2 separate regions of the Homo sapiens genome follow, and region 2 is linked to region 1. The links are chromatin contacts, found by Hi-C or POLR2A ChIA-PET in ENCODE. All regions are on one chromosome and are shown on one strand. Each heading gives the region's core, a stretch centred on a gene start or an enhancer-like site at or near the end of the contact. The rest is flanking DNA. Distances are from core to core; before and after follow the strand shown. Region 1 overlaps MCM10 (minichromosome maintenance 10 replication initiation factor). Region 2 has its middle 28 kb from the start of PHYH.

What was found. Hi-C counts contacts between places; a loop is a spot of excess contacts on that map. ChIA-PET counts read pairs that join two places held with the same protein, here RNA polymerase II (POLR2A). Pooled maps may share reads with other maps.
Region 2: a pooled map shows a loop between it and region 1 (2.2-fold over the local background). The contact joins two enhancer-like sites. A Hi-C loop is called at or near these places in 5 of 37 single-sample maps with no recorded cell type and 2 of 50 pooled maps. POLR2A ChIA-PET finds 5 or more read pairs at or near these places in 5 of 52 experiments (GM12878, H1, T-cell and 2 more).

The regions. Positions count from the first base shown.
Region 1 is chr10:13,182,805-13,186,878 of GRCh38, forward strand. MCM10 (minichromosome maintenance 10 replication initiation factor) reads left to right here. Exons shown (of 20, transcript NM_018518.5): 8 at 129-296; 9 at 3,360-3,476. Among named protein-coding and RNA genes, the nearest start is that of MCM10, 23 kb to the left of the region's middle. Within about 2 kb of position 2,072, at least 2 of the 41 ENCODE cell types and tissues checked have a DNase peak (open chromatin) inside an H3K27ac peak, as active enhancers do.
Region 2 is chr10:13,269,636-13,273,709 of GRCh38, forward strand. No RefSeq gene overlaps it. Among named protein-coding and RNA genes, the nearest start is that of PHYH, 28 kb to the right of the region's middle. Within about 2 kb of position 2,061, at least 15 of the 41 ENCODE cell types and tissues checked have a DNase peak (open chromatin) inside an H3K27ac peak, as active enhancers do.

The DNA.
Region 1 (4,074 bases), core at 822-3,321:
ATAACAACAAAAAAACTTGGATTTTATGGATTATAGGCATATAGTTTTCCATAGTAAAACTCTTGAATCATAAATGAGGACGGCATAACCTACAGTTCAAAATTATAAAAAATAACTATTTGTTCCAGGGAAAAACCTTCAGCATATGGAAACTGAATGATCTTCGTGACCTGACACAATGTGTGTCCTTGTTCTTATTTGGAGAAGTTCACAAAGCGCTCTGGAAGACGGAGCAGGGGACTGTCGTAGGGATCCTCAATGCCAACCCCATGAAGCCCAAGGATGGTTCAGAGGAGGTAAGAGCCTGTTTCTGGGATTTGATTGATGATTGTCTTTACAAGTTAACTGAGTTTTATCAAAGATGTTTGATGCAGCACACAGTGGCTCACACCTGTAATCCTAACACTTTGGGGAGGCCAAAGCGGGAGGATCACTTGAGCCCAGGAGTTCAAGACCAGCCTGGGCAACATAGTGAGAACCCCATCTCTACAAAAAATGTAAAAACTGGCTGTGAGTGGGGGCACACAACTGTAGTTCCATCTATTCAGGAGGCTGCGGTGGGAGGTTGAGGCTGTAGTGAGCCCTGATTGTGCCACTGCACTCCAACCTAGGTAACAAAGTAAGACCCCATCTCAAAAAAAAAGACAAGAAAAGAAAAAAGTTTGTATTAGTCTACCTCCAGAAAATAAGTCATGCTTTTATGTGATTGTGTCTCCGTGAATCTGGCTTTTCATTTTTTGTTCATTCATTACCCATCAGTATTCTGAATTTCCACCTATTCTAAAGTGTTTTGTAACAACTACTTTTATTCCATCTTTTCAAATTAGTTACAAAGTTCCTGGAGTTTTTGAACTATTGTACTCAGGTTTCCTTGGATTCATACCTTCTTTTTTTTTTTGAAAGTGAGTCTTGCTCTGTTGCCCGGGCTGGAGTACAGTCATGTGTTCTTGACTCATTGCAAACTCCGTCTCCTGGGCGTAAGTGATACTTCCACTTCTGCCTCCTGAGTAGCTGGAACTACAGGTGCATGCCACCATGCTCTGCTAATTTTTGTGGTTTTTTTGTGTGTATGTGATGGAGTTTCGCTCTTGTTGCCTAGGCTGGAGTGCAATGGCGTGATCTTGACTCACTTCAACCTATACCTCCCAGGTTCAAGTGGTTCTCCTGCCTCACCCTCAGCAGCTGGGATTACAGGCATGTGCCACCATGCCTAGCTAATTTTTTTTGCATTTTTATTAGAGACGAGTTTTACCATGTTGGCCAGGCTGGTTTTGAACTCCTGACCTCAGGTGATCCACCTGCCTCAGCCTCTTAAAGTGCTGGGATTACAGCCATGAGCCACCACGCCCAGCCTATTTTTGTGTTTTTTGTAGAGACAGGGTTTCACTATGTTGCCCAGGTTTGTCTCGAACCCCTGGGCTCAAGTGATCTACCCGCCTCGGCCTCCCAAAGTACTAGGATTACAAGTGTGAGCCACCGTGCCCAGCATGATTCCTTATATAAATTTTTATGGTGGCATCAAGAAAGCAGTGTTTTATAGTTGAGGGGATTTTGCTCCGTTGACTGTGACAACCATAGCTGCAGTTTAAAATCAAAGTGAATTTTCATCTTCTCAAATACTAGAGTTTTGGCACTACCTACTGCTTCTCTAGGAAATTGCAAATCTAGACACAGTGTGAATAGCAACTGGCAGTTTCTCTACTCTGACCCAGCATGGAGCTTTACTCTGTTGTAGTCAGATTATTATTTTCAAGAGAAGTGAGAAAAATGTTATCTCATTCCTTGCTTTCACCAGAGAATGGCAACAAATCTTCCTCTATTGGTTAGGAATGTGTTTGGCTGCAAGTAACAAACAAACTTAAGTATAGTTTCTTTTCAACAATAAACAGTGGGGCTTATTTTTCTTACATATTAAAAAAATTCAGATTTAAACACTATAGTGATTTAAGAGTGACATCTCTGTGAGTCTCAGCCTTTCTCTCCTGGTCACAAGATGCCTTTGAAACTCTAGCCATCACTGTGAATTGGCATACCGTGGAAGGGTGCCAGTTTCTTGGAGAGGAATACCATGCACTGTTTACCAGTCCTGTGGGAGGGCTCTAAACACCTTGCCAATTTCTACTATTTCCAGATCTGGTAGGTTCCCAGATCTGGCTGGAAGCTTTGTACAAACCCAGCTGCCAGTGGTTCAGCATAAACCAAGCTACCAGCAGCTTTGCACAAGCCTGCCTACAGGAGTATGCATCCGGGAGACAAAGCACACACAAATTGGGCAAAGCACCTTAGGCAGCGAGACTCCACAGAAGCCTAGGATCTGGGTTGAGCCAGTCCACCAAGACTCAGTCAAGGCACTCCAGGCAGGCAGAGTCCTGTCTGCTCATGGCTCTCTTCACCCTGCAGCGGAGGGATTATGAAAGCACCCTGATCTGGGTTTTATAACCTGGAGGCTACTTGGCTTATTGAGCTCAAGTGTTGTAAGAGATCTTGTCCTAGGAGGGGTGAGGACAAAGCCCGAGCTATTCAGGACAGTCCCTCTTGGTACAGTCTGTCCAAGAAGAGAATTGCAAACAAGAAGGGAGAGAGCTGAGTTCAGCAAGGCCCTTGAGGGACTTGTCTCCCTCCAGTCATCTCCATTCAAGGCAAGAAGTGAAGAGGAAGGGGGAGCCAGCCTCCTAACTCATTTTGTCAGGAAAGCAGAAGCTTCCCTACCAACTCCTGTTTATGTCTGAGCATCTAGAACTTATCACATAACCAATGCTAGCTCTAAGGAGTGCTGGGAGAACAGGGAACAGGATCTATGACCTGAGGCTGAGAAGTCAGCCAGCCTAGAGAAAATCAGGATTCCAATCGCAAAGATGAAGGAAAGGATGGAAAATGGGAAAAGAACTGAAGGTGCCTTCTGCATCCCTGTTCCTAAAACGGTTATAGAGCCCTGGCTTCAAATTCCTTTAGACCACTAAAACCTCTCTCCTTTTTGAGACGGCCTCACTCTGTTGCCCAGGCTGGAGTGCAGTGGTGTGATCACAGCTCATTTCAGCCTGGACTTCCCAAGCTCTAGTGATCCTCCCACTTCAGCCCCCCAAGTAACTGGGACTACATGCACGCACTACCATGCCTGGCTAATTTTTGTGGTTTTTTGTAGAGACAGGGTTTTGCCACATTGCCTAGGCTAGTCTCAAACTCTTGGCCTCAAGCGATCCACCTGCCTCGGCCTCCCAGAGTGCTAGGATTATAGGTGTGAGCCACTGCGCCTGGCAATAACCTTCTTAAATCAGCACCAACCATTCTTTTTTCTATTCCTGCTAATAAAAGGCCATAATTTTGTCCGCCTTTAACTCCTGCCCCACCTTTTCTTACAGGTGTGTTTATCTATCGATCATCCTCAGAAGGTCTTAATTATGGGTGAAGCTCTTGACCTGGGAACCTGTAAAGCCAAGAAGAAGAATGGAGAGCCGTGCACGCAGACTGTGAATTTGGTTGGTTTCAGCCTTGTTAGGATGGTTTCTGCTAAAGAAAAGAACAGTTAGGAATAAACTGTTGGTGCTTTAGCTGTGATGACCAGTTTGGAACTGAGTTTCCCACTTAAAGGAAGAGTCAAAATGAGAAAATTTAATGTGTGGTTAATAACTGCCAGTTTAAAAAAGTGAGGGCAGGGGAAAGGTGAGGGGATTTAACCTCTTAGGAAAGTGATCTTTTATCTGACCAAGAAGTTTAAGACAGAATTTTTGTTTGCCTTTAATTCTTGTAATTCCACAGAGCAAACATGATGAAATACAATGAAAATTGTATTTTAGCCTATATTTTAACTCCATTATACCTTTTCTTAGGGCTTTTTAAAAAATAATAGCTTCATTTAGGTATAATTCACATACCATGCAATTCACCCTTTTAAAGTAAGCAATTCAGGCCAGGTGTGGTGGCTCACTCTTGTAATCTCAGCACTTCGGGAGGTCGAGGCGGACAGATCATCTGAGATCAGGAGTTTGAGACTAGCCTGGCCACCATGGTGAAACCCCATCTCTACTAAAAATACAAAAATTAGGCGGTCATGGTGGTGGGCGCCTGTAGTTCCAG
Region 2 (4,074 bases), core at 811-3,310, 87 kb after region 1:
ACGTGTGTGTTATGAACTGTGTCCCCCCAATTACAAGTCCCTAGTACCTCAGAATGTGATGTATGTGAAGAGAGTATCTTTAAAGAGGTAATGAAGGTAAAATAAAGTCATTGGATGTATTCATTCGTTCTCACACTACTGTAAAGAAATACCTGAGACTGGGTGAGGTGGCTCCCGCCTCACTTTGGGAGCACTTTGGGAGGCCGAGGCGGGTGAATCGCCTGAGGTCAGGAGTTCGAAACCAGCCTGACCAACATGGTGAAACCCCATCTCTACTAAAAATGTACAAAATTAGCTGGAAATAGTGGCAGGTGGCTGTAATGCCAGCTACTTGGGAGTCTGAGGCAGGAGAATCGCTTGAACCTGGGAGGCGGAGGTTGCAGTGAGCCGAGATTGTGCCACTGCACTCCAGCCTGGGTGACAGAGTGAGATTCCGTCTCAAAAACAACAACAACAACAACAACAACAAAATCAACCACAAGAAATAACTGAGACTGGGTAATTTATAAAGAAAAGAGGTTTAATTGGCTCACAGTTCCACAGGCTATACAGAAATCGCTGTGACATCTGCTTTTAGGGAGGCCTTAAGGAGCTTTAACTCATGGTGGAAGGCAAAGTGGGAATAGAAAGTTCACATGGTTGGCCGGGCACAGTGGCTCATGCTTGGAATCCCAGCACTTTGGGAGGCCAAGGCAGGCGGATCACCTGAGGTTGGGAGTTCAAAACCAGCCTGGCCAACATGGTGAAACCCCGTTTCTACTAAAAATACAAAAATTAGCCGGGCTTCATGGCAGACACCTGTAAACCCAGCTACTCAGGAGACTGAGGCAGTATAATCACTTGGGCCCAGGAGGTGGAGGTTGCAGTGAGCTAAGATCACACCACTGCACTCCAGCCTGGGTGACAGAGCGAGACTCCATCTCAAAAAAAAAAAAATAAAATAAAGTTCACATGGCAAAAGCAGGAACAAGAGGGAGAGTGAGGTGCAACGCACTTTTAAACAACCAGATCTCAGGAGAACTCACTCACTGTCACGAGAACAGCACCGAGGGGAAGTTGCTAAACCACTCGTGAACTCGGCCTCCATGATCCAATTGCCTTGCTCCAGGCCCATCTCCGACACTGGGGATTACAATTCAACATGAGATTTGGTGGGGACACAGATCCAAACCATATCACTGGGATAGGCCCTAATCCAATATGACTGATGTCCTATAAGAAAGGAAATTTGGACCCAGACACAGAGGGAAGATGATGTGAAGACACAGACAGGAGACAGCCATCTACAAACCCAGGAGAGAGGCCTCAGAAGGAACCCACTGTGCCAACACCTTGATCTTGGACTTCCAGCCTCCAGAAAGTTGAGAAAATAAATGTCTGTTGTTAAAGCCACTCAGTCTGCGGTATTTTTTATGACAGCCTGAGCCAACTCCTACAGTGTGAGTCATGATCTAGACTAGTGGACTTCATACTTTTTGACTACACCCAACAGTAACAAATTTATTTTGCGTTGTGATCCCAAATGAGCATGCACATTGGAAATCGAAGCATCACTTTCTCTTACGATGTGCAAGTCTCTCTCATCTTTTGCATTTTTTTCATTTTATTCTATTTTGTTCTTTTTTTCAAAACTGACGTTGTGACTCACTAAATTAATATCAATGATGGGTCACCACCGGGTGGGTCCCAGAGTTTGACCTAACACCAGGTGATGAGTCTGTGTCATGTAGGAGCCGAGACAGGGTGACAGGCCAGGACTGGGGAAGTGGACGTTTGCTCAGGGAAGACTCCCTTCTCCTGGTGCAGTGACCTTCATCACAGCCCTTCCCTTCTTTCTTCTCAGAATTGATTTTACCCTCTCCATGCAGCTAAACTATGAAATTCAGGTGTGTGGGTCAATGCTCGGTGCACCTGTGTTGCAGTGGACACAGTGTTTGGGGCTATCTTCTTCCTTTTTGTAACCTGATCTTGCTTTGGGGCAATCTCGTTTCCTCTGATGTGTGATTTGGGGGGAGGTGGTGGCATATTCTCACCCATATTCCCTCTCCCCACCTCTGCGGCCACCAGGAGGCAGCATGTGGCTCTCACTGCCTGAAAGAGCCTGTCCCCGGTGCTTTGACTACGAATCAGGAGGCCCAGGGACAGGGGTGGGGGTAGAGGTCATCTTATCCCCAAAGCCACTGGCCTAGCCTGCCCCTTTGTGCTGTGCCCTGCCCCCCAGCGCCACTCATAGCACGTCCCCGAGCCCCAGAGAGCCTGCTGACACCATCTGTTTTCTGTTTCTCACGGTCAAGGGCAGTTTCTGTTTCTCACGGTCAAGGGCAGTTTCTGTTGCTCGCAACCGAGATTCTGACTGCTACTGATAGGTACATTTAAATGGAATCCATGAAAATATCATCTCCCACCACAGCCCAAAGTAGGTCCTTCGTGGGTTGCAAGTTACACTAGAGAGATCTGGTGGGGTGGTGGGGTGGGCTTAACACATTGCCGTAAACTTAATCCAGATTAAACACTGGCCACATCGAGGAAACAAAACAAACAGCTGCATGTCACAGGTAAGCAAGCTCTTCTCCGCACCAAGGAAGGGAGGATAGCAGAAACTTCCTGCCCGTCTCTCAGAAGCTGCGAGGTGTGAGGCCCCCAAAGCATCGCTTCAGTGGTGCAAGGTGCCTCCTGCCAAGGGACAAGGCACGTGTTGGCTTTACTGAATTTGTGCATTCATCTAGAGCGGAGTGGGCAAACTAGCGCCTCCGAGCCACATCTGGCGGGATGCCTGTTTTTGTAAATAGAGCTTTATTGGGTCCCAGCCACGCATGTTGGATTACATGTTGTCTCTGGACGCCTTCCTGCTCCAGCGGCACAGTTGAGCAGCTGCCTCAGAGATGGCCCAGCTGCAAAGCTGAAAATATTTACTATCTGGCTCTTGACAGGAAAAAGGTTGCATCTTCTGACTGAAGGCAGAAATACCCAAACAGGCTGGGAGACAGTGTGGCCTGTCCTGCTGGGTATCCAGCCCCCAAATCACTCCCAATTTCTTCCTGTCCGTTATTTTATTTTAAAATGTTATTTTAGCTTCTAAACGAGTAGTAAATTTCACGTGCTTCAAATCAAAATTAAATCAATGCAAAAAGTCCTGTTTCTTTGCCTCCCCAACAAACACCGTGTTCCAAGAAATGCCAAGCCTGAAGAAGAATGAAGGTAGGTCTGAAATTTTCAGAGGCCCAAGCAAGACTCTGGAATCTCTCGGAGCAAATATAAACCTCCCCAGGCCAGAGCACTATTGTCTCTGAATGACTGTGACTTTCCAGAGATGCTGGGCCAGGGGATCGCCAGTTTTGGAGCGCTTTAAGAATCACTGTACGAGCTTGGTAACAATGCACATTGAGAGTGCATCTCAAGCCCAGATCTTGGTTTCCAACAGTTCCCAACAGGTAGAACCAGGGCTCTTTGGAGAAATGGCTCATTATAGGACAAAGGGCAGGAAGATACAAAATAATCCTGGAGCACCTTGTAGTGCCAGAAAGTAAGGAAATAATAAAAATAAAATAAAACAATAAAAAAGCAAAAACCGTGTGGGTAGCTCATGCCTGTAATCCCAGCACTTTGGGAGGCTGAGGCAGGAGGATCGCTTGAGCCCAGAAGTTTGAGACCAGCCTGGGCAGCATAGGGAGACCCTGTCTCTACAAAAAAATAAGTAAATAAACAAAATTAGCTGAGCATGGTGGTGTGCATCTGTGGTCCCAGCTACTCAGGAGGCTGAGGTGGGAGGCTAGCTTGAGCCAAAGAGGTCAAGGCTGCAGTGAGCTATGATCACACCAGCCTGGGTGACAGAGTGAGAGCCTGTTTCTAAAAAAAATAAAGGGCAGGGAGAGAAAAGAAATATCCGATCATCAATTCCTGTCCCAGAGTGGCAGAGAAGGGGAGGGGAAATTATCTGGGATTAAAAGATGGTTTAGATGACTGACGCAGTCATTTGCCAACAACTGTTTGAATACGTAGCAGAATCTCTTTTGATTTGTTTTATGATCAATGAGACCACTCTTGGAAGCAGTGATATTAAAATTTAGAATGGGT